Linked DNA regions of Homo sapiens: region 2 is linked to region 1. A link is an interaction called in ENCODE POLR2A ChIA-PET data of the cell type or tissue named here. Cell type or tissue: CD4-positive, alpha-beta T cell. All regions are shown on one strand. Each heading gives the region's core, and the rest is flanking DNA. Links, peaks and the distances in the headings are about the cores only.

Evidence for each region. ChIA-PET counts read pairs that join two places held together with the same protein. Peaks named below come from ENCODE experiments on the same cell type or tissue, not always from the same donor. Only the 100,000 strongest peaks of a DNase experiment are listed, where the experiment ranks them.
Region 2: POLR2A ChIA-PET joins it to region 1 with 27 read pairs; 24 of 35 experiments call an interaction of 5 or more read pairs at or near these places.

The regions. Positions count from the first base shown.
Region 1 is chr5:139,477,614-139,492,625 of GRCh38, forward strand. STING1 (stimulator of interferon response cGAMP interactor 1) reads right to left here and starts at 5,145. Exons shown (of 8, transcript NM_198282.4): 1 at 4,937-5,145; 2 at 4,597-4,689; 3 at 3,865-4,091; 4 at 3,546-3,729; 5 at 3,177-3,285; 6 at 657-895. The coding sequence starts at 4,091. It also overlaps the pseudogene LOC101059986. RefSeq lists a silencer at 3,411-3,705 and enhancers at 4,308-4,537, 5,058-5,187, 5,198-5,317, 7,170-7,670, 8,797-9,297 and 1 more. In CD4-positive, alpha-beta T cell, for the core only: no CTCF peak of the experiment used is centred there; DNase peaks (open chromatin) are centred at 3,868, 4,928 and 5,048; H3K4me3 peaks cover 2,534 bases; H3K27ac peaks cover 2,722 bases.
Region 2 is chr5:139,412,611-139,427,109 of GRCh38, forward strand. It overlaps DNAJC18 (DnaJ heat shock protein family (Hsp40) member C18), which reads right to left. Exons shown (of 8, transcript NM_152686.4): 4 at 13,562-13,747; 5 at 12,395-12,504; 6 at 10,098-10,207; 7 at 7,443-7,615; 8 at 1-1,662. The coding sequence ends at 1,538. LOC124901082 (a long non-coding RNA gene) reads left to right here and starts at 4,985. Exons shown (of 2, transcript XR_007058960.1): 1 at 4,985-5,106; 2 at 5,392-5,982. RefSeq lists an enhancer at 7,221-7,726 and a silencer at 9,752-9,901. In CD4-positive, alpha-beta T cell, for the core only: CTCF peaks have their summits at 9,871 and 10,073; a DNase peak (open chromatin) is centred at 9,901.

The sequences.
Region 1 (15,012 bases), core at 1-8,000:
GGCCCCACTCCCTCAGCCTGTAACGATAGAGTCCTGGGAGGTGGCCACCCTAATGGGGTCTATGCTGTCTGGCCTGCCTTTGCCTCTGATACCCAACTCTGAAATCAGGGACACGGCTGGGCTAAATTTACCCTTCACAGATCCTTCTTCCAAGATCCTAGGGCAAGACCCGAGGCTGTCAACTGCTCCAGCTGGGAATCAGGTCTGGGGCTAGGCTCTGGGTTCAACTCTGGTCTGGGTTCCCCTGCACCCACATGAATCCTTCAGATGTTCTCACAGCCTTCGTCTGGGGCAGCTTTATGGTCAAGAGCATGGTACAGTCAAGTTTAAATCGTCCACTTTCCTACGGTGTCTCTGAGCCTCAGTGTCCTCCTCTGTAAAGTGGGAATGCTAACAGTCCCTACCCCATAGGGTGGTGGTGAGAATTCAATGAGGTGATCAGATGACACACCCAGAATAGCATCCAGCTTGTAGTAAGTGCTCGATAAATGTTACTCATCATTATCATTCAGAGCTGAATCCTGCCCAGACCTGGGACCAGCTAGGGACACTACAGCTCAGAGAAGGGCAGTGAATTTTCATCAGTGCTTGGCTAGGGCCCAGGGTTCTGGGGTCCTGACCCCTCCTCAGAGACCCCCACTCCCCTGCACACTTACCCGCTGCCCGTTCTCCAGAAGCTCATAGATGCTGTTGCTGTAAACCCGATCCTTGATGCCAGCATGGTCACCGGTCTGCTGGGGCAGTTTATCCAGGAAGCGAATGTTGGGGTCAGCCATACTCAGGTTATCAGGCACCCCACAGTCCAATGGGAGGAGAATATACAGCCGCTGGCTCACTGCACCCCGTAGCAGGTTGTTGTAATGCTGATTGTAAGTTCGAATCCGGGCCTGGAGCTCTGAGGCAGGGAAGCCCAAGAAGTTATTCCTGCTAACCCTATCTCCCACCTGATTCAGGAGTGAGACCCAGGTCATTGGCCCCCGCAGTGTGTGGGTGCCAGAGAATGGAGAGTCCAGTGCACTCTCATTGTACAGGAGGCCAGGAGGGGCAGCGCCTCCAAAAGCCCTCCCCACCCCTCCTCTTACTGCACCACCCTTTACCCTCCCTCACTTCTTTCCTCAGATGTCTATGTCAGCGCCACCCCTTTCCACCATGGCTTTCAGGGCTGAGAGGCAGGCAGAGCCCTGAGAGGTGACATTTCCAGCATTCTCGTGTGCACAGAGGGAGGCCTCTAGCCCCAGATCAGTCTCCTAGCGGAAGCCCTAGGAGATAGCAATGAGATATGGAAGAGCTGCCGCTTTAGCCTGCAAGTCAGAAGAATAAAACACACAGGCTTAGGGCAGGCACAGTGGCTCACGCCTGTAATCCAGCACTTTGGGAGGCTGAGGCAGGTGGATCATTTGAGGTCAGGAGTTTGAGACTAGCCTGGGCAACATGGTGAAACATTGTCTCTACTAAAAATACAAAAATTAGCCAGGCATGGTGGCACGTGCCTGTAATCCTAGCTATTCAAGAGGCTCAGGCAGGAGAATCACTTGAACCTGGGAGGCAGAGGTTGCAGTGAGCTGAGATCTTGTCACCACTGTACTCCAGGCTGGGTAACAGAAAGAGACTTCATCTCAAAACAACAACAACAACAACAACAACAACAACAACAACAACAACAACAACAAACACAGGCTCCACGGTGCAGTGGTCTAGGGTCCAGGCTCTGGACAAACCTGGGTTCAAATCCTTTCTCTTCCTCTCTCTAAGCTATGTGATATCGGATAAATCACTTTACCTCTCAGAACTGCACTTAAAAAAAAAGGCCAGGCACAGTGGCTCATGCCTATAGTTCTAGCACTTTGGGAGGCCGAGGTGGGTGGATCACCTGAGGTCAGGAGTTTGAGACTAGCCTACCCAACATGGTGAAACCCCGTCTGTACTGAAAATACAAAAATTAGCCGGGCGTGGTGGCAGGCACCTAAAATCCCAGCTACTTGGGAGGCTAAGGCAGGAGAATCACTGGAACCTGGGAAGCAGAAGTTGCAGTGAGCCCAGATTGTGCCACTCTACTTCAGCCCGGGTGAAAAAGTGAAACTCCATCTTAAAAAAAAAAAAAAATCTAAGGCTGGTGCAGTGGCTCATGTCTGTAATCCCAGCACTTTGGGAGGCCAAGGTGGGTGGATTACTTGAGGTCAAGAATTCAAGACCAGCCTGGGCAACATGGTGAAACCCTGTCTCTACTAAAAATACAAAAAAAAAAAAAAAAAAAAAAAAAAAAGCCATGCCGGTGGCAGGGACCTGTAATTCCAGCTACTTGGGAGGCTGAACCCAGGAGGCAGAGGTCGCAGTGAGCTGAGATTGTGCTACTGCACTCCAGTCTGCGCAACAGAGTGAGACTTTGTCTCAAAAAAAAAAAAAAAAAAAAATCTAAAATAGGTATGGGCTTGGTGGCTCCTGCTTGTTATCTCGGCACTTTGGGAAGCCAAGGCAGGAGGATTGCTTGAGCCCAGGAGTTGAGACCAGGCTGGGTAACATAGCAAAACCCTCTTCTTTTTAAAAAATATATAAATAAAATAAAACAGGAATAAAGATTATTCCTTCCTCATAGGGTGTGAATTAGAAAAGGCACATGAGAGCACACAGCATGCAGTAAATATTTATTGAAAGAATTTACAGCTGGGCTCACGCCTGTAATCCCAGCACTTTGGGAGGCTAAGGCAGGCGGATCACTTGAGGTCAGGAGTTTGTACCGGCCTGGCCAATACGGTGAAACCCTGTCTCTACTAAAAATACAAAAATTAGCCGGGCGTTGTGGTGGGTGCCTATAATCCCAGCTACTCGGGAACCTGAGCCAGGATAATCACTTGAACTTGGAAGGAGGAGGTTGCAGTAGCCGAGATGGTACCACTGCACTCTAGCCTGGGCGACAGAGGGAGATTCCTTCTCAAAAAGAAAAAAAAAGAATTCACAAGTGACCTTGGGCAAGTCACTTAATGGCTCTAAGCCCCATATTCCTTTCTGCAAACTAGGCATCATAGCAACATCCTTCATGCCTTGGGATTAAAGGATTTGGTAGACATGAAAATGCTTTGAAAAATATAGTGAGTTCTGTGTGTTTAGAAACACAAGAGGCTGTGTGTCTTAGTGTCTGTTTTGTAGATCGAGAAATGGGGGCAGAGAGGATGGCCCACCTGGCAGGATCAGCCGCAGATATCCGATGTAATATGACCATGCCAGCCCATGGGCCACGTTGAAATTCCCTTTTTCACACACTGCAGAGATCTCAGCTGGGGCCAGGCCCTGTGGACAGCAGGATGTGGCTGGGGGGCCTCCATCAAGGACACCCAGAGAACTCCTCCTCCTCCTCCAAGGCTTCCCAACCTGCTCCTGACTTGATCCCTCTTTTGCCATTGCCAAACCCACTGTTCCAGGACATTATAGGTTCTACTCCATGGACTCCAGCCTTTAAACCAGTCCCACTCCCAGTACTCAGCTCAGGGCAGGTCACACCAGCCACAGCCACCACTTGGCCAGAGCTTCTACCTCCCCCTGTGTCATACCTTGAGGCCCAGGAGGATGTTCAGTGCCTGCGAGAGGCCCAGGAGGGCAAGCATCCAAGTGAAGGGCGGGCCGACCGCATTTGGGAGGGAGTAGTAGAAATAGATGGACAGCAGCAACAGGGCCCCACGGCGGAGGGGGCAGCCCAGGCAGGCCCGCACAGTCCTCCAGTAGCTGCCCCGGTACCTGTGAGTGACAGCCAGACCCCAGACCCCAGCCCCCAGCCCAGCTCAGCCAGAGAGGTTCAAGGAGGGGCAGGGCTAGGCATCAAGGGAGTGACACACGTTGGATACCCCGTCCCTGGGTACTGCAGTGAGTCACCTGGAGTGGATGTGGCGCAGCTCCTCAGCCAGGCTGCAGACCCCGTTTAACAGCAGTCCCAGCTGCAGGGAGGCTAGGTGGAGCACCAGGTACCGGAGAGTGTGCTCTGGTGGCTCTCCTAGCCCCCAAAGGGTCACCAGGCAGGCACTCAGCAGAACCAAGGCTGCCTTCTGGGCCCCGTGACCCCTGGGACACGGGATGGATGGATGCAGGCTGGAGTGGGGCATCTGTGGGCACCAAGAAATCCATGACCATTCTCCCCTTGCCCTCCTGCCCTTCTGGGACTGAGGCTCTGGCTGGGCACTTCCTCCCAGTTCCCCTTTCCCTGGTGCCCAGCCACTCCCAGAGGCTGCTCTTAGAGACACCTCTAGGAGGCAGGCTGGGAATAAGTCACCCCAAAGCTCCTGTCTCAGCGAGGTTTGCTGAAAACAGAGCAGGGCCTGCACATACACGCCCCACCAAGACCCAGGGAGACCACAGGTGTGGTGAAGAAAGAAGGCAGCAACTATCCCAGACCCAGACTTGAAGCTGTCCTGTGCAGCCGTACCCAACCAAGAACCCTTGGGGACCTGGGTTCCCCTGTCCCCGGAACCCACCCCAGGGAGGACCTTAGTCAACAAAGTGGAAAACAGAGCTCAGGGAGTGGGGACAGGGCAGCCAGCAGGCACCCCCTCGCCTCTGGGTGCCAGGGGCCCTAGGTTTGGCGTTCTGCCAGGCTGATCTTGAGCCTACCTTCTGCCTCCCGGACACTGGCTGCTCTGGATGATGACGAGGAGAGAAGGCCCGGCGCTACGAGCAGCCAAGGGCAGCTTCTCTGAGTGCAGCCTGAAAATGAGATGTTAACAACGATTGGTTTCTCCACAACACTCTAGCCCTGGCGTTTCTCCAAACCGCAGCTTTACTGGTGCTGGGAAGGAGGGTATTTCCTGTTCCTCAGGAAGGGAGGTAGGAACCTTCCCTCAAAGCCCTGATGAGCTGGGCCTGAGTCCTGGGGTCAGGGGTGAGGTTTGAGAAAGCCTCCATTCCATTGCCCTTTGCTACCCCCAAACCAAGGGTGTTTAGAAACACTCACCGCAGTCACAGCTCTGAACAGCGGGTTCCCCTCAAGCCACCACGATCAAACACACTGTACCTAACACCTGAGCAGGACTCCACACACTCAGCCAAAGGCAGCACACACATCACACGATGATTCCCCGTCTCATATTTTTCTTCTGGTTTCCAGGATGCAGATTCTTTTTCTGAAAAGTGTGACCTAGGAGGGAGGAGTGAAAAATGAACAGTTATTTCCGGTAACAAGAGCTATTTTTATAAAGCACTTGGTGGGAGAGGAGGGGCACAGAGGAATGGGGGTTTGGCTCTTTGCAGGAAATGGCCACGCCTGTGACTTCTCCAAGAGAGCCTGCCGGTTTCTGCCCAGAAGGCGGTTGTGGGGATGATATTAGGTAGGAGCAAAAGTAATTGCAGGCCTGGCACAGTGGCTCATGCCTGTAATCCCAGCGCTTTGGGAGGCCGAGATGGGTGGATCACTTGAGGTCAGGAGTTCAAGACCAGCCTGAGCAACATGGTGAAACCCCATCTCTACTAAAAACAAAAATTAGCCAGGCGTGGTGGTGGGCGCTTGTAATCTTAGCTACTTGGGAGGCTGAGGCAGGAGAATCGCTGGAACCTGAGAGGTGGAAGTTGCAGTGAGCAGAGATTAGGCCACTGCACTCCAGCCTGGGCAACAAGAGCGAGACTGTCTCAAAAGAAAAGAAAAGAAAAGAAAAGAAAAATGATCTGACCTACATTGTTTGAGTGTAGGTTATAAAATCCCCATGCATCAACCTAAATTATAATAATAATAATAATAATAAAGTGTTTACCTTGTTCCAGACATTATGCCAAGTGTTGCATATATCACTTCACTTGTATATCATTTCACCAGCCACCCTGTCAGGTAGGTATAATTCTAGCCCCATTTTATAGATGGATAATCCGAGGCTCAGGGAGGTGAAATAACTGGTTTAAGTAATTGAGAGTGGGGACTTGAAGCCTGGTGGGTTGCTCCAAAGCCCAGCTTGCTCTGTGCCTTGATTTCATTCCAGTAATCCCAGCACTTTGGGAGGCCAAGGCAGGAGGATCACTTGAGCCCAGAAGTTTGAGACCAGCCTAAGCAACACAGGGAGATCCCATCTCTACAAAAAAAAAAAAAAAAAATTAGCCAAGCATGACGGAACACGCCTATAGTCCCAGCTACTTGGGAGGCTGAGGTGGGAGCATCACTTGACCCCTGGAGGTAGAGGTTGCAGTGAGTTGTGATGGCACCACTGCACTCCAGCCTAAGTGACAGAGTGATACCCTATCTCAAAAAAAAAAAAAAAAAAATAGGCCAGGCGCAATGGCTCATCCTTGTAATCCTCGCACTTTGGGAGGCCAAGGCAAATGGATCACTTGAGGTCAGGAGTTCGAGACCAGCCTGGCCAACATAGTGAAACCCCATCTCTACTAAAAGTACAAAAAATTCGCTGGGCGTGGTGGCGGGTGCCTATAATCCCAGCTACTCAGGAGGCTGAGGCAGGAGAATCGCTTGAACCCAGGAGGCGGAGCTTGCGGTGAGCCGAGATCATGCCACTGCACTCCAGCCTCGGCAACAAGAGTCAAACTCCATCTCAAAAAAAAAAAAAAAAAAGGCCGGGTGCAGTGGCTCACTCCTATAATCCCAGCAATTTGGGAGGCCAAGGCAGGCAGATCACCTGAGGTCAGGAGTTCAAGACCATCCTGACCAACATGGAGAAACCCCATCTCTACTAAAAATACAAAAAATTAGCTGGGCGTGATGGCGCATGCCTGTAATCCCAGCTTCTTGGGAGGCTGAGGCAGGAGAACTGCTTGAACCTGGGAGGCGGAGGTTGCACTGAGCCGAGATCGTGCCATTGCACTCCAGCCTGGGCGACAAGAGCAAAACTCCGTCTCAAAAAAAAAAAAAAGAGAAGAAAGAAAGAAAAAGAGAGAGAGAGAAAGGAAGGAAGGGAAGGGAAGGGAAGGGAAGGGAAGGTCTGACCTACATTGTTTGAGTGTAGATTATAAAATCCCCCTTCCAGAGAGGGCCCTGCCCCACACTCAGAAAGAAGGAACACACGCTCAGAGAGGCCAAGAAGAATCTAGACAGACGGGCGAGGCTGGGTTTCCCCACTCATTCTATTAGCATTAGAGCATACCCTTTCTGTCCAATTATATTTCAACAAGGGTGTCCATACTTTAATGAACCTAAACGTAAAAATAGACAATTTGCCCTCTGTCTTTGGGTCTTCATTCTGAAGGCCTCTGTGACACATAAAACTCTGATCAAATAAATTTGTATATTTTTCCTCCTGTTAATCTGCCTCTTGTCAGTGATTTTCAGCAAGCCTTCAGAGGGCGGAGGGGGAATTTTTCCTTGGCCTTGACACAAGCTTTGAGTTCCCTTGGGGTGGGAAGTGTCTCTGGCTGCAGTAAGCTGCTTCAAAGAAGGGGCAGGCCTGGAGAGTGAGGCTAGGATGGCACCCGCAGAGCAGCAGTAGTTCATTCCTGTCCAGGTCAGAGGGGTCCTCGCCCTGAACCCTTCCCCACATCATGACCAGACATGGGAAGACACACATTGATAGATGCCTTGGCCTCAGAGGAGCAATGAGGCTTCCTGGAAACTCTGGTTTTTCAAAATCATGCCCTAACAATGCAGGGAATTCCCTACACTTTCTCTCCTCTACAATAGGCTCACATAAAGACCTAGGAGAAGGCCAGGCGCAGTGGCTCATGCCTGTAATCCCAGCACTTTGGGAGGCTGAGGCGGGCAGATCACGAGGTCAGGAGATCGAGGCCATCTTTGGGAGGCTGAGGCAGGAGAATCGCTTGAACCCGAGAGGCGGAGGTTGCAGTGAGCCAAGATCGTGCCACTGCACTCCAGCCTAGGCGACAGAGGCAGACTCCATCTCAGAAAAAAAAAAAAAAGATCCAGGAGAATATATGACAAAGTTCTAACAAAGGTTACTCTGTGCAGTTGGAATATGGGTGATTTTTATTCTATTGTCCTTTTTTGCTCATTATGTTTTCTAAGATTTCTTTTCCCTACATTGAACATGTATCATTTGTTTAATGTTTATTTATTTATTTATTTTTAAATTTTTGAGACGGAGTCTTGCTCTGTCGCCAGGCTGGAGTGCAGTGGTGCGAACTCAGCTCACTGCAACCTCCGACTCCCTGGTTCAAGCAATTCTCCTGCCTCAGCCTCCAGAGTAGCTGGGATTACAGGCACGTGCCACCACACCCAGCTAATTTTTGTATTTTCAGTACAGACGGGGTTTCACCATGTTGGCCAGGATGGTCTTGATCTCCTGACCTCGTGATCCTCCCACTTTGGCCTCCCAAAGTGCTGGGATTACAGGCGTGAGCCACCATGCCTGACCTGTTTAATGTTTAAAATATGCCGTAAAGAAAATCCAGCTGGGCACAGTGGCTCACGCCTGTAATCCCAGTGCTTTGGGAGCTCAAGGCAGTAGGATCGCTTGAGCCCAAGGAGTTAAAGGCTGCAGCAGTGAGCTATGATCACACCACTGCATTTCAGCCTGGGTGACAGAGCAAGACCTAGTCTCAAAAGAGAGAGAGAGAGAGAGAGAGAGAGAGAGAATCCCAACATTGTCTCAGTCTTAAGACCTCCTTCCACTCCCGTCTGTCCCCTCTCCCTCCCCTCTGCCCTACCTGCTACTCTGGGCTCATTTCCCTGAGTCTGAACCTGCTCTAATGCAGACCTTGCAGGCGCAGAAGGCACTGAGGCCAGGTCATTCAGATAAAGTAAGCTGGGGCTTGGCCAAAAGGAGTGGGAATGGTGGGGTCCAGGGAAGCCGGGAAGCCAGCCTAGCCTGGCCTGCCTGGAGAGAAAGGTCCTGCAGGGTGCGGGAAGGAGTGCAGGCTGCGAAGGGAGCAGAGGCCCCACAGCCTGGGCCTTCCAGTGCCAGGCCAGGATTTCCGCACACCCTTAATCCATGCAGTCTATCCCTGTGTGTACCGTGCTTTGCATGGGATAGGACTGCTGGTGCACGTGCCAGGTCAGTACTTGTCATGGCACCTACAGCTGGACAGGGGAAATGGGCAGAACACAACTGTATGAGTAAGTAGTTAACTACAGATGTGGCAGGGCTACAAGGAATGCACTCAGCCTGCTGCCGTGAGCGGAAATTGGAATACCCAGGGTCAGGTTTCCCTGAAGGCAGCGATTTACCCTGAGTTTGGAAGGAGGATGGGAGTGATGGAGGGCGGGTGGGTGTGCAACATTCTGAAAGGAGCAGCACACACAAAGGCCCTGGAGTGGGAAGGAGCCAGGCAGTGGAGGAACAGAGCAATGGCTGGTGCAGCTGGGGCAAGTAAGCATGTGGAGGGGTCTCTGTTAGTTTCCAAGAACTGCCATAACAAAGTATCACAAATTTCGTGGCTAAAAACAACAGATGTTTATTCTCTCATAGTTCCAGAGGCTAGAAGTCCAAAATCAAGGTGTTGGTAGGGCCACACTTCCTCTGAAATCTCTAGAGTAGCGGTCCCTAACCTTTTTGGCACCAGGGACTGGTTTCTTGCAAGACGATTTTTCCATGGATGGGAAGGGGGATGATTTCAGGGTGAAACTGTTCCACCTCACATCCGAGCATTAGTTGGATTTTCCTAAGGAGCATGCAACCTAGATCCCTCGCATGTGCAATTCACAATGGAGTTCGCACTCCTATGGGCATCTAATGCCGCCACTGATCGGACAGGAGGCAGAGCTCAGGCTGTAATGCTCGCTCGCCCACTGCAGCCCGGTTCCTGACAGGCCACAAACCAGTTCTGGTCCGAGGCCCAGGGACTGGGGACTCCCGCTCTAGAGGAGGATCTCTCCTTGCCACTTCTACCTTCTGGTAGTCCCAGGTGTGTCTGGACCCAACCTCTGCCTCCTTCATCACGTGCCATTCTCCCTTCTGTGTCTCTGTCTTCACATAGCCTTTCTTGTTATGAAGACACCAGGTGAAGGTACAGTGGCTCATGCCTGTAATCCTAGTGCTTTGGGAGGCTGAAGCAGGAGGATTGCTTGAGGCTAGAGTTCAAGGCCAGCCTGGGCAACACAGGGAGACCCCATCTCTAGAAAAAAAAAAGGCCAGGCACGGTGGCTCATGCCTGTAATCCCAGCACTTTGGGAGGCCGAGGCAAATGGATCACCTGAGGTCAGGAGTTCGAGACCAGCCTGGCCAACATGGTGAAACCCCGTCTCTACTAAAAATACAAAAAATTAGGTGGGTGTGGTGGCAGGACCCTGTAATCCCAGCTTCTCAGGAGGCTGAGGTAGGAGAATCTCTTGAACCCAGGAGGCGGAGGTTGCAGTGAGCCGAGATCACGCCGCTGCACTCCAGCTTGAGCAACAACAGCGAAACTCCATCTCAAAAAAAAAAAAAAATTAGCTGGGCATGGTGGCTCACGCCTGTAATCCCAGCTTCTCAGGAGGCTGAGGCAGAATTGCTTGAGCCCAGGAGGTGGACATTGCAGTGAGCTGAGATTGCACCACTGCACTCCATCCTGGGGGCAGAGTAAGACTCTGTCTCAAAAAAAAAAAAAAGCACCAGTCACTGGATTAGGACCTACCCTAATGACCTCACCTTAACTCAATTGCATCTGCAAAGGCCCTATTTCCAAGTAAGGTCACATTCACAACTACCATAGATTAGGATTTCAGTATTATCTTTTTGGAGACACAACTTAATTCATAACAGGGTCAGTGGTATAAGAACGGGACTGGAGGGTGGGTGGGACCCTTGTGGCTTGTGGCCAGGGCCTCAGTACCTAGGAAGCATCACAACAGCTGCATTCATGGGATTGTCCTCAGCAGTAAGACACTTCAGCTGTATTGACAAGCAGGGACATCACAGCTCTTCCAGACTGACCATCTGGTCCTCCAAAGAGGAAGCTGAGGGCCATGGAGGGAAGTTAGGCCCAAGTTCCAGGCTGCCTGGCTTACTGGCTGCAGCTCTCAGGCTGGTGGTGCTGAGTTCCCACACTCCGCTCCACAGCCTGCTCCTTCCTCTGGTAGTTGCTTCTTCCCTCCAGACACCCCGGAAGTGCTGGTCTGGGCTGGCTTTCATTTCTATTTCCAGCTGAGTTACAGCTTTCACGAGTCTTCCCTGAAACTCATTATCAGTGGTCCCAGTGAGAAATAAGCCCCCATGCTTTCATTCAGGGGACTCTGGGCCTTGGACAGAGTGTGAATGGGGTAGGGAGGCCTCTGGCCTCTATGGAGCCACTCTTTTGCCCACACAACCTCAGTGCCCCTTAATCCTACCAGAATAGGGACATTGGGGGGATTTTATCAGTTGATCACAGTAGACCTGGTTTCCAATCTGGCCTCTGCTTCTTCTGGCTGTGTGACCTTGGCCCAGATATGCAACCTCTTTAAACCCAAATTTCCTCATACCTAAAATGGGGATAGCAACATCTTTTATCTGACAGAATTGTTTTGAGAATGGAAAGAAAAAATGCATAAATGCATGTGCAGACCTGATTTGTAAATGCTCAGTAATTGCTAAGTCTTTTTATTTTATTTATTTATTTATTTATTTTGAGATGGAGTCTCACTTTGTTGCCCAGGCTAGAGTGTAGTGGTGCAATCTCGGCTCACTACAACCTCCGCCTCCTGGGTTCAAGCGATTCTCCTGCCTCAGCCTCCCGAGTAGCTAGGACCACAGACACATGCCACTATTTTTGTATTTTTGTATTTTTAGTAGCGATGGGGTTTCACCATGTTAGCCAGGCTGGTCTTGAACTCCTGACCTCAAGTGATCCACCCATCTCGGCCTCCCAAAGTGCTGGGATTACAGGTATGAGCCACCTTGCCCAGTCATTTTTTGTTTTTGTTTTTTTTTGCTTGTTTGTTTGTTTTTGAGACAGGGTCTGTCTCCCAGGCTGGAGTGCAATGACAATCACAGCTCACTGCAGCCTTGACCTCCCAGACTCAGGCAATCCTCCCACCTCAGCCTCCCAAGTAGCAAGGACTATAGACTTGTACCACCATGCCTAGCTAATTTTTGTATTTTTTTTTTGTAGCGATGGGGTTTCACCATGTTGTCCAGGCTGGCTTAGAACTCCTAGGCTCAAGCAATCCACACACCTCAGCCTCCCAAAGTTCTGGGATTACAGATGTGAGCCACTGCACCCTGCCAGTAATTGCTAACTCTTATCACCACCACCAGCACCATCACCATCATTATCACCACTGACAATCACACTCTTGGAGTTGCCAGCCCCTCTTACCTTGGTTTCTACCTTGGGCTCAAATCACCTCTCCTGCAGACACAGAGATTTGATATCTAATCCAGGGGTGGCTTCTGGGTCTGACTCCAGCTGCCCCTCTGTTATAATTCTATTGTCCCATCATGGAATTAACTATTGTGTCATGGTCTTCCCTAAACAAGATGCTATCCTAGTAGACGTAATGAGGAAAGAGGGGCTAGATGATGGTGTGATTGGGGGCAGGGAAGCACAGCTGGCTGGCTGAGCTGCTATATCTTCAGGAAGTGAACAATGGACCCACATTTTGTTGGAAGGAGGTATCTAGCCGGGTGCAGAGATCTACCATTTATTTATTTATTTATTTATTTATTTATTTATTTATTTATTTATTTTTGAGATGGAGTTTTGCTCTTTTTGCCCAGGCTGGAGTGCGATTGTACGATCTCTGCTCACTGCAACCTCCGCCTCCCAGGTTCAAGCAATTCCCCTGCCTCAGCCTCCCTAGTAGCTGGGATTACAGGCATGCACCACCATGCCTGGCTAATTTTGTATTTTTAGTAGAGATGGGGTTTTTCCATGTCAGTCAGGCTGGTCTTGAGCTCCCGACCTCAGGTGGTCCATCCCCCGCAGCCTCCCAGAGTGCTGGGATTACAGGCATGAGCCACTGCGCCCAGTCTTGTTTATTTATTTACTCATTTTGATAATAGCTTTATTGAGATATGTCATATATTATACGGCTCACCAACTTAAAGCATGCTATTCAATTCAATGGTTTTAAGTATATTCACATAGTTGTGCAACCATCACCACAGTTAATTTTAGAACATTTTTGTCACTCCCAAAAGAAACCTGTACCTTTAGCCATTGATATAGTTTGGCTCTGTCCCCACCAAAAATCTCATCTTGAATTGTAATCCCCATAATCCCTACATGTCAAGGGTGGGACCAGGTGGAGGTAATTGGATGATGAGGTGGTTTCCCCCATGCTGTTCTCATGATAGTGAGTGAGTCTCATGAGATCTGATGGTTTTATAAGCGTTTGGCATTTCCCCGGCTTACACTCATTCCATCCTGCTGCCCTGTGAAAAAGGTGCCTGCTTCTCCTTTTCCTTCTGCCGTGATTGTAAGTTTCCTGAGGCCGCCCCGGCCATGCAAAACTGTGAGTCAATTAAACCTCTTTCCTTTATAAATTATCTAGTCTTGGGTATTTCTTCATAGTAGTGTGAGAATGGACTAATATAACCATCAACCCCCAACCACCAACCAACACCCCTACCTCATCCCCAGACAACCACTAATCTGCTTTCTGTATCTATAGATTTGCCTATACTGGACACAACATAAATCGAATCATGCAATATGTGATTGTGTCCGGCTTCTTAGCATCATGGTTTTTTTTTGTTTGTTTTTTATGTGTGTGTTTTTGAGATGGGGTCTCGCTCCATCACACAGGCTGGAGTGCAGTGGTGCGATCTCAGCTCACTGCAACCTCCGCCTCCTGGGTTCAAGCGATTCTCCTCTCTCAGCCTCCTGAGTAGCTGGGATTACAGGCACGAGTCACCATGCCCAGCTAATTTTTTGTATTTTTAGTAGAGACAGGGTTTCACAATGTTGGCCAGGCTGGTCTCGAACTCCTGACCTCAGGTGATCAGCCCTCCTTGATCTCCCAAAGTGCTGGGGTTACAGACCTGAGCCACTGCGCCCTGCCCTTAGCATCATGTTTTACAGGTTTGCCCATGTTGTAGCATGTATCAGTACTTCATTTCTTTTTATCCTTCTTGTTGCCAAAAATATTCCATTGTGTATAATGTTCCATTGATATACCACTTTTATTGACCATTAATTAGTTAAGGACAATTGAGTTATTTCCACTTTTTGACTATTATAAATAATGCTGCAATGATCATTCATGCCCAAGTGTTTGTGTGGACACACATTTTCATTTCTCTTGGGTATGTACCTGGGTGAGGGGATGCTTGGTCATATGGCAACTCTATATATAAACTTTTGAAGAACTGCCAGACTGCTTTCCAAGTGGTTGCACCATTTTACTTTCCCACTAGTTATGTATGAGGGTTCCAGTTTCTCTACCTCCTAGTCAATATTTGCTATTCTCTGCCTGTTAAATTCTAGCCATCTAGTGTATGTGAAGTGATATCTTATTTTTTTATTTTAAAAAAATTTTGAGCCAGGCGCGGTGGTTCTCGCCTGTAATCCCAGCACTTTGGGAGGCTGACGCGGGTGGATCACAAGGTCAGGAGATCGAGACGAGCCAGGCCAACATGGTGAAAACCCGTCTCTTCTAAAAATACAAAAATTAGCTGGGCATGGTGGTGGGTGCCTGTAATCCCAGCTACTTGAGAGGCTGAGGCAGGAGAATCGCTGCAACCCGGGAGGCGGAGGTTGCAGTGAGCCAAGGTCATGCCACTGCACTCCAACTTGGTGACACAGCGAGACTCCATCTCAGAAAAAAAAAAAAAAAAAAATTGGGGGCCGGGTGCAGTGGCTCACGCCTGTAATCCCAGAACTTTGGGAGGCCAAGGTGGGCGGATCACTTGAGGTCAGGAGTTCAAGACCAGCCTGGCCAACATGGCGAAACCCCGTCTATACTAAAAATACAAAAATTAGCCAGGTGTGGTGATGCATGCCTGTAATCCCAGCTACTCGGGAGGCTGAGGCAGGAGAATCGCTTGAACCTGGGAGGTGGAAGTTGCAGTGAGCCAAGGTCATGCCACTGCACTCCAGCCTGGGCAACAGAGTGAGACTCCATCTCAAAAAAAAAAAAAGAAAATTGCTGGGGGCCTACGGTACAGGGTGAGCAGGGCCTGAATCGTGACCCTGACCTGGACCTGACCTGAATTGCAACCCTAACCCGACTGCAACCCT
Region 2 (14,499 bases), core at 6,500-14,499, 59 kb before region 1:
GGCTACAGTCACTTAATGATCCTTCCAAGTTCAGAGTCATGATAATTCAGGCAGCTCAGCTCCACAGGAAGGCCCAGAACCACACAGCCCAGGCAGTGACTGAATTCTTCCTAGTCACCAGTGGAGGGCTGCCTGCCTGTGAGGGACCTCTTATTTTGTGTACAGAATTTATGTTAGACAGGGTCCTGCTTCCTAAAGAGCAGCAGGGATGTTGTCCTGAACAGATGCAAGATTGCCACAGAAAAGATGAGGGGTCATGGGGTTGGGGAGGACGGAGGCATCCTCGGGAAAGGTTCTGCTTTGCCAGTCTGGCTAGAATCACCTGAGACATGAGGATGCTCTCCCACTTTCTACTTGACACTCAGCCTACCGTCTTGCTCTGCCACTACAAGACCTGGGTCATCCTCTCTGGGCCAATGTTCTCATTCATAGAACCAGGGATAATACATCTACTTCAGAGTTGTGAGGAGGTTTAAGTAAGAAAATATGTGTGAGAGCCCCTGCTTTTATAGTAGGCACTCAATAAATGTTGAATGAATGAAAAATCATCTCAAATCACAAACTATAGGATACTGGGTTAAACAAAGTGGCTGCTGGGGCCAAAGCTAGACCCCCATATCCAAGGAGAGAGGATCTGTCTCCTCTATCTCTAGGCTTGAGCAAACAGCCTGGAGAGCTGGCAATGCCTCCTCCTGGGTCTGACCATCTGCCTCTGTGGGATGTAGGAACTCAGCCTAAGTGCGATGACACCAATGATGATACTGAGGGGAAATGACCGAAGGGACATTCTCTGGGTTCTATGATGGAGTAGGGAGGCTTCGTGGAGGAGATGAGGCTCGGTCTTGCATTATACCTTCGCCCTGGCCCCCGCCTCCAGATGCTGCTCAGTAGTTTTAATTTCTGGACTCTCTAAAGGAGAGAGGGTTAAGGAAATAAAGGAATCTCAAATTAGGCAGTTTGCTAATGCTACTAACTGAGCAGAGATTGGAATAATAGAAAACTATTGACTACAATAGTTTAAATTTCTCCATATTCCCCTAGAAAATGGAAAGCTGGGCAGGAACATGTTCCAAAGGCTAAATCTTGGCGGAGATGATGACTCTAATGAAGGGAGAGGTATAATTCTTGGTAGACAGTGTAAATAACTAATATTAAGCTTTGGCTAAGCCTAGGAATGCCTGGTTCTTAAGACTTCACTGAAGAAGGGAAGAAGGAAGAAAGCATGGATCTGCTCTGGGATGCCCTGAACTCCATTCACATAGGCAGGGTAGGCATGGAGCAGGGAGACGGAATCCAATGCCTTGCCATTAATTTAACTTAGATGAACTACTCCTGGTCCCTGGAGCCACTCCCCAGGAAGGATCCTGTGAAGACACATCTGGCTCTCGTGCCCATGCTCCTGCCACTCTGCCCAACCAACGAAGTTAGCAAATAGTAAAGTGTTCATCATTACCTAGTTTTGTATTATAAAATGGAATCAGGAACATAAATAGGAACAAGTAGCAAAACCCCAGCCCTGCGTAGGACCATTATCCTCTCAGCCACCTCTGCGTAGGCCAATGAGTTTGGAAAGTTTCTCACAGTTTTCAAGTTTCAGCGACTCTGCTTTCTGTTTCAATCGTTCATCTCTGTATAATCCTGCCAAATTTGTCAGCTCTGACTCTGAAAGATAAAAGAGGTAACCAATTCATCAAGAGCTGAACTCCTTTGTTTCATTTCAATGTTTCTGGAGTCAAAGCTCCTTTTACTTCATTTCAAGCTTTTTCTTACAATTAAATATAAGAAACATTTAGTCATTTATTCACAAAACACGTCTTAGGTACTAGACCAGGTGTGGAGGATTAAAGGGCACCTGTGACCCTGCAGTCCAACAGTATCTGTGCTCTCTTATAAAAGCACTGGACTTAGTTCTTACCAAGAAAACATTTGGCACCAGACTTAGGAAACCTGCGCATGTGCAGTGAGACCACCCTATAGCCTCCTACAAACGGGATTCCAACAGCAGCTGGGAGAGAATGGAGTCCAGTGGCCTATTCCTGTCATCTGAAACAGACAGCTGCTTTATTCTTCTCCTGCATTGCTGCATCATAACTCACATGTGCGAAGGCACACAGAGCCTACTGCTGCCGGGTGTGCGTCCACAGAAGGCCAGGGCACTACTGGCGCTGTTCATTCCCTCACCACACGTAGGGTCCCCAACTCAAAGGCCAAAGGCAGCTGGGCCTTTCTAAAAGTTGAATCATCTGGATCCGGTGACCTTTGTCTCCTTGACTAAATTAATTTCATTTTCTCTTTATGGTGGAGAAGGTCATTCTATTTTTAACCAGAATATAATCTCTGCTGTGTTTCCTGACTCAACAGTGGTTTGGTTGCCTCTATTTTTTATTCTTTTGTGAGGTTTCAGACATATTCAGGGAGGAATGCCTGAAGAGCACCTTTAGAGACGTATTGCGTATTAACAGGATGGCATGCTTGGATGTGGTGTGTGTTTCCTGAAAGCCTCCAACAGCAGGCAGCTACTCAATGTTTAAAGGACCAGACTTGTAAAAATGCTATTTTAATTGTTTTGAAATATGCCTATCTATTCTTAATCATCTTGCTGACAGATTTTGTTTTTCTTGGTGGAACGAAAGACACCTGTCTGATTAATCAGCAAACTGCCTGGAAACGGAATTATTATTTAGCCAGGGGGAACAATGGGCATTGCTTTCTGAATACGTTTCTATCAACACAAAACACTGTCTGGCATTTCTGTGCACAATGATGCTATTTACCCCCAAGTAAGGCCCAAAGTGCAGATTAAGTGCAGGACTCCAGAGTGAGGGATGGATATGCATAAAAACCCTCCCTCTACAATGGAGGCCGCACAGCCTGGGCTCTAGCCCAGCAGTTGCTTGGCAAGCAGTGGGTCTCCCAGGCTCCAGAACAATGCGCTCTCCCTGCTTGGTGAGGGTGCCTGCAGCGCCTGCTAGCCAGGGCTTGCCTTGGCACAGTCACCCTTGCAGGTGATGGGGCGTCATGGAGGATCATGGGCCATATCCAAATGAAAGCTCTCTGCTCCTGCATCCTGCCCAGGGCTCGGCACTAACTCCAATCTCAGGCTACTTTGGCATGTGGGTAACCTTGCCCAGGAGGCCTCTGTGAAGTCAGTCTATGCCTTTAGTCCTCTGGAGTCACAGTTACACCAGTATTGAAACAGATTCTGTGGTTTTGCTTTTCTTTGAAATGATTTCCTCAGGTTTTCCATTTGCTCAGCTTTTCTAAATGCTTCATTCCCTGAAATCTTGTTCCAGGAAACATTAAGGGCTAGTGACTCTTTATATTTTCTACATTGAAGGCCACTTCAACAAGCTGATGAAAGATAACTGCTTTTCTCAAAATATCACATTGCTTTTCATAAAGTTCACTGAAACCAGCTCAGAGACCCCTGCTCCAGAGCAATGACCTTGTACAAGGTCAGTGTTTCAAGGAATCATGTCCCACATCCCCACTACCAAGCTTAAAGCAACTTCTCTCCAAACTGCCAGTGAATCCTTTCATCCTTCAATGAACAAAGGGTCAACTTGAAGAATATGCTACTTTTGACAAATTCTGTTAATATTCAATAAATTCTAAGTAATTAAAAAAAATTTTGGGGAGTGGCAGGTTCCAGAGAATACCTTTTCTTCTTAGCAGAAAGTTCCCCTTCCTCTGAATGCCACTGTAACAGATGGACAGAGCATTGAGCCTTAAAGATAAACTGACTCAGGCAAATTGCCAAGAGAAGCAAGACCCAGAACCTCTCCTAAGGTTCTCTGCAAAAGAGCCCAGATTGGTCTCAACAGCTGAAAGACCGCAACAGATCCCAACTGCCCTCATGATCCAGCCCCATGAGATGGTGCTACATCCAGTCTACAGTGCAAAGCCAGGTAAAGCCAGGACTCCACCAGAAATTAGGCACTTTCTATGTGCCAGACACTGTGCTAAGAGTTACACCCATACCATCTTCCATAACCCACACAACCTCTCTAGGAGGAAGTGGATTCTATCCCCATTTCAAAGCCTAAGCTTCTACCCACTAGGTTATCCTGCTCAAGGGTGTGGAAAGAAGTGCTCCTCTACCAGTCTGGGCCAGGAGCTCAGCTCAGCTCAGCTAGGCCAAGAGGCAGTTCCTGCCTGCTACCTTCGTCCAGCCCAGCCTAGTGGTGTGGCCACTTGCCCTGGCATCAGGCTTACTATCTAGATGCAGCTGCGAAGAAGTAAACAGGACAATTAGTGTTTATAGTAAGGGATTACTCATAAAGGTTTGCCCAGATTGGCCGGGTGTGGTGGCTCACGCCTGTAATCCCAGCACTTCGGAGGCCGAGGTGGGCGGATTACCTGAGGTCAGGAGTTCGAGACCAGCCTGACCAACATCCTTGAAACCCCGTCTCTACTAAAAACTACAAAAATTAGCCAGGCACGGTGGCATGCACCTATAGTCCCAACTACTCAGGAGGCTGAGGCAGGAGAATCGCTTGAACCTGGGAGGTGGAGGTTGCAGTGCGCCGAGATTGCATGACTGCACTCCAGCCTGAGCGAGAGAGCGAGACTCTGTCAAAAAAAAAAAAAAAAAAAATTTTCACCCAGATTAAACATTCTAAGGAAGAGCAGAGAAAAATAAATGAACCAAACAAAGATTTAAAAAGTCAATGGCTAACCTTGCTAAAAACAGTTTGCATTTGGTATTTTGCCAAGAGTGAACTTTGTTCTCAAGTGGGTTTATTTTTACAACCTCCAAGTGCTAAATTTAACCTTGTTGGCTGCACTTGCTGCTGGATTCGGAGGGCAGATGCTGCTTGTTCTCAAATGGCACTTGGGTTGTGTGGAGGCTCTGCATAGCCGCTGTACTTAAATGCCAGAAATAGATTTTTAAGGGGTTTGTGCTGATAACTGCCATTTGGAACTTGTGGGTACACGCATCATGCTTACTCACTGGATTTTTTTTTTTTTTTTTTTTTTTTAGATGGAGTCTCGCTCTGTCACCCAGGCTGAAGTGCAGTGGCACGATCTCAGCAGACTGCAACCTCCGCCTCCCGGGTTCAAGAGATTCTCCTGCCTCAGCCTCCCAAGTAGCTGGAATTACAGGTGCGCACCACCACACCCAGCTAATTTTTGTATTTTTAGTAGAGAAGGGGTTTCGCCATGTTGGCCAGGTTGGTCTCGAACTCCGGACCTCAGGTGATCCATCCTCCTTGGCCTCCCAAAGTGCTGGGATTACAGGCATGAGCCACCACACCTGGCCACTCACTGGATTTTTATTTATACCTGGAGAGTGCCGAAGCTCTGAACTAGGCCTCATGGGGATGGGGACAAAAGCTGAGAAACTACCTCTGGTGCAATCCTTACCATGAGCTCTTTGTATAATTCCAGCATCTTACTGCCACAGAGGAAGATGTGGGGCAGGCGGGTGTTTGAAGAATGTGAAATGCAGATTTTCATCCAGTTCTTGCAGAAAGCAACAAAGTCAAAGCCCTCCCAGGACCCAGACAATGGGGATTTTCAGGACATACACTGGCTTTCACCTGATTTGGATCCATGTATATACTGCCTTTTTATTGAGACAGGATCTCGCTCTGTGGCCCAGGCTGGAGTGCAGTGGAGTGATCACAGCTCACTGCAGCCTTGATCTCCCAGGCTCGACCTCCTGAGTAGCTGAAACCACAGGCATGTGCTGCCACACCTGGCTTATTTTTATACTTTTTCTAGAGATGGGGTTCCCAGGCTGGTCTCAAACTCCTGGACTCAAGTGATCCTCCTGCCTCGGCCTCCCAAAGTGCTAGGACTATAGGCATGAGCTACCATGCCTGGCCTATATACTGCCTTTTAATATGAGGCCTTTATCCTGCTCTAAAATTCTTTCCTGATTTTTGATTCTTGTAAAATCTAGTTTAGCAATGGGGTAGAGTATTTCCTGAATCCTCAGTGTTTTTCAATAAATTGGAATTTCCTCTTCCTGTTTAATTTCCTCTTATATCCCAGAGTCATTGCTCACCAACTTCCTAATGCACCTTGAGAGAACATTAGGACTTTGCCGTACAGAAATAGGGGGCAGAGACCAGGTCCCTAAGGGTGAGCTAGGACACTAACCCTGCTGTTGTTATTCACAATCCTCAGCATTTTCATTGTTTTCTACTCCTGAGAATCCTCTCTTCAAAAGACATTTGTTGAGCACTTGTTCTGAAGCAAGGACTGTGCCAGAACCCTGGGACACAAAATTAGTAAGACCAAGTTCTTATTCCCAGACAGTCCATAGTCTTGCAGGGGAGACTGACATATATCCCTGGAACTCTAACACTGTGTGATTGGTACTATGTTAGCAGGCTGAACAAAGTGCTTTAAGAACACAGAGGAAGGAGAGCTTAACTTGAGGGCGGGGTTGGGAGTGTGTGATGGTCAATGAGGGCTTAGCAGCACTGTGACTGAAGAGCTAATTTTATCAGACTCCATTAGGTATTTAATGATACTCAGTAATAAGGCTTTAGAAATGAGTCAGAATTTGCTTTTTAAACATGAGCCAAAACTTCAGTTAAAAGGGTACCTCCTGAAAAATAAAAAAGAAAATAAAAATAATCAAAACCAAGTTTTAGAAGACACAGTCACTAACGCGGTATGTGTGTGTAGAATTCAAGTGGGACCAAAGGTGAAGCTGTTGGCTGAGACGGGGCTACCCCTGCTGCAGACACTCCTAGTAACACTTGCTGGAGCTGTAAGCCAGTGGCAGATGCTATCATCCCCACTGTCTCCAGAGAGGGAAATAGGGGGGAAGGCCTGCCACACCCAAAGGGGCAGACCCAAGGGGTCGCTTTTGTTCTGTGTGGCCACAACCAGCTGGAGGTGAGGGTAGGGGACACCTCATTCCATACCAGAAACCTCTAAACCTTTGTTCTGTTTCAAAAAGTTAGGCTGGCTCGATCAGATTTCCCTCTAGGGAGTGTGGAATTGGGAAACTGTGGACCAAATCAGCGAGCACCAAGAACTTACAGACGTGTGTGCTGCAGAAAGGGGCACTGACTGGTGAGACTGGGGAATTTGAGAGAGTGATAAGCAGGGTGGCAACCACTGTAAACCATGGCAAACAAGGTTATGCAAAAGGGAAGCTGGAAGAAAGAAAGGAAGGCAGCTGGTGGGGAGAGGAGAGGGGGCAGATTGGCAGAGAGAGGTAGAGACTCAAAGAGAGACAGACATACAGACAGGTGACTAGTGCCGCCTAAATTCCTAAGATTTCCAAGTCCTGGCCACATGTATCCTGTCAATAAATTTCCCCTACTTTTTTATAGTATCCTGAATGGCCTTTGTCCTCTGACTCTGTTCACATAAACATGCGTAGCCTCAAACAAGAAGAGAGGAGGGATCAGGAGGCTGGGGGTGCCTCCTGCTGGGAACCACAGCCACCAGCTAATGCCCCTTTTACAGTATCTTACTTTGTTGTTTCTCCTTCCAACAACTAGTCTGGATATAATCAATGTAATCCTTCTCTATTGTTTTCTCCAAGTCATGCAGAGAAGCTCCTCTGTAGGCCTTGTCAAAGTTTTTATCCACAAAGTAAGGCACCTGCAGGTTCTGAGTTTCTCTAGAAATGGTGTAGCCCAAGGTCCTGAAACAAGGAGAGAGAGGCTCATGTGAGCTCATAATATTTGGCAATATTACTCTTAGCACTGCCCTCACAGATATCATCATCATCATCTGCTCATAGAGCAGAGGCAGATATCATTTTCTAATATACCCAACACTTCTTATTTCCCTAGCAAAGTTGTAAGTATAACATCATCATAATTGTATTATGTAAGCAAGTTCATACTATGAATTCAGCTTCAGCATAGTTTATTCTCTTAAAGGACTCACCTCTCTTATACTGCTCTCTGTGCTAAAAGTAGAATGCTGAATGCTTAAAACAAACAATTTTTACGTTGTGTAGGATCTAGTATGGTACCTGACAGAGTAGGCTATTATAAATGCTGGTTGAATGAACTGATTATGTTATATAGCAAATTATTTACAAAAAAAACAGATAGCTCACACCAACCTAGAAGCAATATTTTGGACATGATAAAAAGTACTTCGCACATAGCTGCTAACTGAGAACTGCAAGAAACTCAGACAAAAGATTTCAATGATGCTTTAGAGCTAACTCTCTGTGGGTCCAAGACATCCAAAGGTATCTGGTGCTTAGCAACATTAATAAGAGTACTGAGCTGACTAATTCTAACCATAAGGAAACATAGAAGGGACCTCAAACTCAAGTTAAAACAATGTGACAGAAATGGTTTTCTTCAAACTGGACAAATTCTACATTAAAGGGGCTATATTTTATTTGGCCTTTTTCCGGCCCTCTCCTTTGATCCTCTCTAATTAGAGTAAGAGCTGAAGCCATGACTGCTCTCCCCTCACTCTAAGGTTTTGGGGGAGCTTACAGAGCAGGTCCGTGCTTACCCCGCTGGCCTCACAAGAAAGAAAGCTAAAGTGCCATATGGAAAAACATGAGAAGCTGGGAAACAGAGGGAATCAGGCCAGTGTGGCCTGATGGCAAAAACCTCTCTATGAAGGCTAGGTGCAGTGGCTCATGACGGTAATCCCAGCACTTTGGGAGGCCAAGAAAGGTGGAGGTCAGGCGTTCGAGACCAGCCCAGCCAACATGGTGAAACCCAGTCTCTACTAAAAAATACAAAAATTAGCCAGGTGTGGTGGCACATGCTTATAATCCCAGCTACTCAGGAGGCTGAGGCATGAGAATCGCTTGAACCTGGGAGAAGGGGATTACAGTGAGCCAAGATTGCACCACTGCACTTCAGCCTGGGAGCCTGGGTGACAGAGCAAGACTGCTTCGAAAACAAAAACAATAAAAAGAAACCTCTCTTTCAGCCTCAGCTTCGCTCTCTGTAAAAGGAAAATACTAGCCGGGCGCGATGGCTCATGCCTGTAATCCCAGCACTTTGGGAGGCCAAGGTGGGCAGATCACCTGAGGTTAGGAGTTTGAGACCAGCCTGGCCAACATAGTGAAACCCTGTCTCTACTAAAATATAAAAATTATCCGGGTGTGGTGGTGCGTGCCGCCTGTAATTCCAGCTACTCAGGAGGCTGAGGCACATGAATTCCTTGAACCAGGGATGTGGAGGTTGAAGTGAGCCCAGATTGCACCACTGCACTCCAGCCCAGGCGACAGAGTGAGACTCTGTCTCAAAAAACAAAAACAAACAAAAAAGGAAATACTGACCTGGATTGACCTGGAATGATGGTCTTGTCTACAGTGATCACTGACAAAGACTCTTCCTGTTATATATTGTCTAATAAATTCTACTTTTAAAAGGTTTTTTTCCCACTAAATTATAATAATGAATAATAATTTATTATTCATTATTAACAAAAAAGATAATCTAGTGATTCTCAAACTTCAGTGTGGACCAGAATAATCTAGAGGGTTTTTTAAAACTCAGACTTCTGGTCCTACCCCCAGAGCCTCTAATTCAATGGATATGGAGGGGCCCTAGAATCTGCCTTTCTAACATGTTGCCTGTTGATGCTGACGATGGCTGGTCTGGGGACCAAACTTTGGGAACTGAATCAACTGAAAGAATTAATTGAAGAAATTTTTAAAAATCCTATCAGAGTTTATAATCTATACGCAAAAAGCATTACAAGGAATTTCTCTATTTTCAACAAAAACAAAAAAATTGAAAATAATCACTTGATCCCCATTATTAATACTATGCTCCGAGACCCACAGGGTCCAGCAATCCTATCAACAGCTTAACAGAGTCTTTCTAACTCTACCATGGTGTGATAATGAGTTCATCTAAACCTTAAATTCTACTGATCCTTCAAAAACCAGTTACTGCTGTTCTGCAGCTGACCAGATGATGTCACTATAGAACAAGACAATCTATTTCCCGAGGCACACAGGAGACTGCCTCAGTATTTTTGAGTCTCAGCACCATGACTACCCAGCTGTTCCTTTAAACATCAAATCGGTGTTTTCTACAGCAAAAGGTGAAATGAAATGTTAGTAATGTATCAGCAAAACCTTCAAGTCTTTCACCCCCAGACTGTTACTGAGAAAGATTTAGAAATACCAGACTTACGATTTATAGAACAGACTATATGGGGGATTAGTAGCCAGCAGCTGAGTAATGACAGATATAATCACAATCACAAGAACTGGAAGTAGCTGAATAAATGCAGAATATGTAGTCTGAAAAAGAAAAAAAAATAAAAACTTGCTGTAAGTGTTCTTTTTTTTTTTTCTGTCGCCCAGGCTGGAGTGCAGTGGTGCGATCTCGGCTCACTGCAAGCTCCGCCTCTCGGGTTCACGCCATTCTCCTGCCTCAGCCTCCCGAGTAGCTGGGACTACAGGCACCCGCCACCACGCCCGGCTTAGTTTTTGTATTTTTAGTAGAGACAGGGTTTCACCGCAGCCAGGATGGTCTCGATCTCCTGACCTCGTGATCTGCCCACCTCGGCCTCCCAGAGTGCTGGGATTACAGGTGTGAGCCACTGCGCCTGGCCTGTAAGTGTTCTTTATCAATATAAAGCTTATTGAAAATAAGATAGTTGCTCCAAAGAAAATAACAAATTATCAATGCACTGCATAGGAGGATCCACAAAGCCCCAGGCTTTTCTGGGAAGGCTGTACTTTCAGCTGAGAAGTACAGGTTGGGCAGTCCTAATCAGAAAATTCAAAATCACAAATGCTCCAAAATCTAGAACTTTTTGAGTACCAGGATGACACTTAAAGGAAATGCTCATTGGAGCATTTTGGATTTCCTTTTTTTTTTTTTTTCTGAGACATGGTCTTGCTCTGTCACCCAGGCTAGAGTACAGTGACACAAACATGGCTCACTGCAGCCTTGACCTCCTGGGTTCTGATGATTCTCTCGCCTCAGCCTCCTGAGAAGCTGGGACCACAGGTGCACACCACCGTGTCCAGCTAATTTTTAAATTTTTGTAGAGACAAGGTCTTGCCATGTTGCCCAGGCTAATCTCAAACTCCTAGGCTCAAGCAATTCTCCTGCCTCAGTTCCCCCAAAGTGTTAGGATTACAGGTGTGAGCCATAGCACCCAGCCTCAGATTTTCAGATTAGGAATTGTCAAATATATAATGGTATAATGCAAATTTCCAAAATCCAAAAAAAAAAAAAAATCTGAAATCTGAAATACTACTGGTCCAATTTACTTCAGATAAGGGATACTCAATCTATACCAAATAACCTTTACTCTCTCTGCTGAGCAGGCTGAAGGAGGTCCAACAACAACCTGGATTGACACCCAGTAATCCCCCTGCAGCCCCATTAATAAGACCAATGAAGCAAACATCTCTAGGTAAACCTGCCCAGACTGTGCCTCTTACAGTAGTGGGGCTCTAGGAGCCAGGTTAGCATCATGCTTGGCCACAGCTGATTGGACTCAGGGGACATCCAACTCTGGCAGAGGTAATCACGTTTTCTCTCCTAGGAATTTGGGGTTGAAACTCATCACCCTTCACTTCTGGGTCATCACTTTAAGGAAGAACACACACTCTCAGGCACTGTAGACTGGCTATTTGCAAGGGGAAGTAGAACAAGCAAAGCTGCTTGGTGAAAACAAAACAGAGGCAAAGAGTGGCAGGAAAACTGGAGACAATCTGGGCCCAAAGAGTCCTGCAGAGCACAGCTGCTTGGGAGCCTGACAGTATCCCAGTTCCTTGTTCCTGTCTGTCATGAGGCCCAGCTGTGCTTCTTGTCCTTGAGCTTCATGAGACTCTTTTGATCCCTTACCTTAAACCCCCTTTAGTTCTAAATATTTTGAAGAGGATTCCTATTTTCTGCAGCCAAGAAAATTATGAAGCCGGAGCGGTGGCTCATGCCTGTAATCCTAGCACTTTGGGAAGCCAAGGCAGGAGGATCACTTGAGCCCAGGAGTTTGTGACCAGCCTGGGAAACATGGTGAGAAATAATCTCTACAAAAAATGAGCTGGGCATGGTGGCACGCACCTATAGTCCCAGCTACATGAGAGGCTGAGGTGGGAGGATTGGTTGAGCCCTGGAGTTTGAGGCTGTAGTGAGCTGTGTTTCTACTATTGTACTCCGGCCTGAGTGACAGTGAGACCCTCTCTCAAAAAAAAAAAAAAAAAAAAAAAAAAAAAAAAAGCCTTGATGAAGTCAGCCCCACAGATTGCTGAGATTCTGGGAGAGCCACCCAAGAATGGGCAGAGGGAGGGGATACCATTCTGCCTATTTAGGCCAATTTTCCAGCTCTTCTAACCATTGCTTTTGCTTTCCTAAAGCACATCTTTCCTAAAGCAACATATCTCAGGTTCAACTTCTAAAACTTGACCATGTACCATCAAGGTTGGCCAAGTACAACTGTTTATGGGCAGCAGTGCTCCTCCCTCCCTAGGTACCTGAGGTTTCTCTTCTTCCTCCTCCTTCTGAGTCTGTGTCCTCTCATGTCGGTGCCGTCGACGGTAATAGTAAGTGTCATCTGTCACATTTGAAAACATATGAATATTTCCTGGAAAAGAAATACATGGTATGGGATATGGCAAACACTCCTTCCCTGCCTTTTTCTTTTTTTTTTGGAGATGGAGTTTTGCTCTGTTACCCAGACTGGAGTGCAATGGGGTGATCTCGGCTCACTGCAACCTCTGCTTCCTGGGTTCAAGCGATTCTCCTGCCTCAGCATCCTCAGTAGCTGGGATTACAGGCACCCGCCACCATGCCTGGCTAACTTTTGTATTTTTAGTAGAGATGGGGTTTCACCATGTTGGCCAGGCTGGTCTCGAACTCTTGAACTCAAGTGATCCACCTACCTTGGCCTCCCAAAGTGTTGGGATTACAGGCGTAAGCTACCGCGCCTGACCCTTCCTTGCCTTTTTCAAGGTCCTTGTTCCCAGCTAGGTTTGTTAAGGATAGAGTATTGGCCTATTTTACCCAGTAGAAAAATAAGACAATAGGCAAGCCAAGTGAACCAGCTGGAGCTAAAGCGTGCTGAGCTCTCCTGACTTCATTTAAATAGTCCTTTGCAACTAGTGAGAGAGAACCCCGAAAGGCTAGAAGAGAGAGAGCATTAGGGCCGTGAATCCTATCTGGCATGTTCACGTCTGCTTCCGTGCCCAATACCATATTGTGTCACTGGTATCTTTTAATAGCAACTCATAAAATTCAATTTACTTCCTGGGCATTGAATTATACCAACTTCCAACTTGCTGGGGGGTACTTTCCTATCTTCTATCTTTGTAAGTGCTATTTTACACAACAATAATAGGCATTTTGTTACTTATTTATAAGGCACTTAAAAATATCTAATCCTCACAGTGACCCTGTGAAGTAGGTATTATTAACAGCCCCATTTTTCAGGAGAGGAAACAGGGTCAGAGAGACTAAATGATTTGGTCAAAATTATGCACAGCTGGGGGCTGGAGACTTGCCTCAAACTCCTGCTCAACTGATTCTAGATCCTTGCTGTTTCCATCATACCATTGTACCTCTATTCAGATTTTCAAACAGGAGCTTGCTGAGAGCCATAAATAAAGAAATATGTTTAAGAATGATAATTTGGGGAGACTAACCTGTAGGAAAATGTCCTCCAAAGAAGACGTTGAACAGCTCTTCTGGAGTGATGTCAGCTTCAAAATCCCTGTAATAATTATAAGGTCTGGCTCGAGGGGCAGTGAAAGTCACCTGTTCATCTCCGTATTCATCATAGCGAAGTCTCTTATCAGGATTGCTCAGGACTGCAAATGCATTTCCTATTGCTGCAACCAACAAGAACCAGCACATGAGGACACAGTCTTTGCTATGGCTGAGAGTGATCACAGCAGCAGTGACAAAGAGCCTAGAGGTGACTCGTGCTGGACAACTTCGCAGGGGCCCAAGAAGAGATGCTTGGGCCTAGAAAGTTCTCCACAGTGCTTGCCCTTCAGGTTTTCCCTGATCGCCAGAAACAACAACATTGGAATCACAGGAATTAAGAACTTCTGCTGCAGTGAGTTAACTCCCAATCAACAGTCCTGTAGTCATCCCAGCTGTCCTAGAAGTTAGGAAGCCCCCCTCAGTTCGGGTTCCCAGTCACCACAAGTCCCAGGCATGTTGGGGAAATGTTCTCCAACTGGTCAGCACTCTCATTCATAAAAAATGTGTTCTGGCCAGGTGCAGTGGCTCATGCCTATAATCCCAGCACTTTGGGAGGTTGCAGTGAGCCGAGATCATGCCACTGCCTTCCAGGCTGGGCAACAGAGTGAGACTTTGTCACACACACACACACACAAAGAGTGCTCTTTACTTTAAAAAAAATTTTTTTAGAGATAGGGTCTTGCTGCATTGCCCAGACTAGTCTCAGATTCCTGGCCTCTAGTGATCCTCTCACCTTGGCCTCCAAAAGTTTGGGATTATAGGTGTGAGCCCTGCATCTGGCCAAAAAAGTGTTCTTATTTCACTTGAGTGCAATAGTTTATGTTGGAAACAGTTCACACATCAGTAGTGATATTTTAACTTGTAGTCCAAAAAA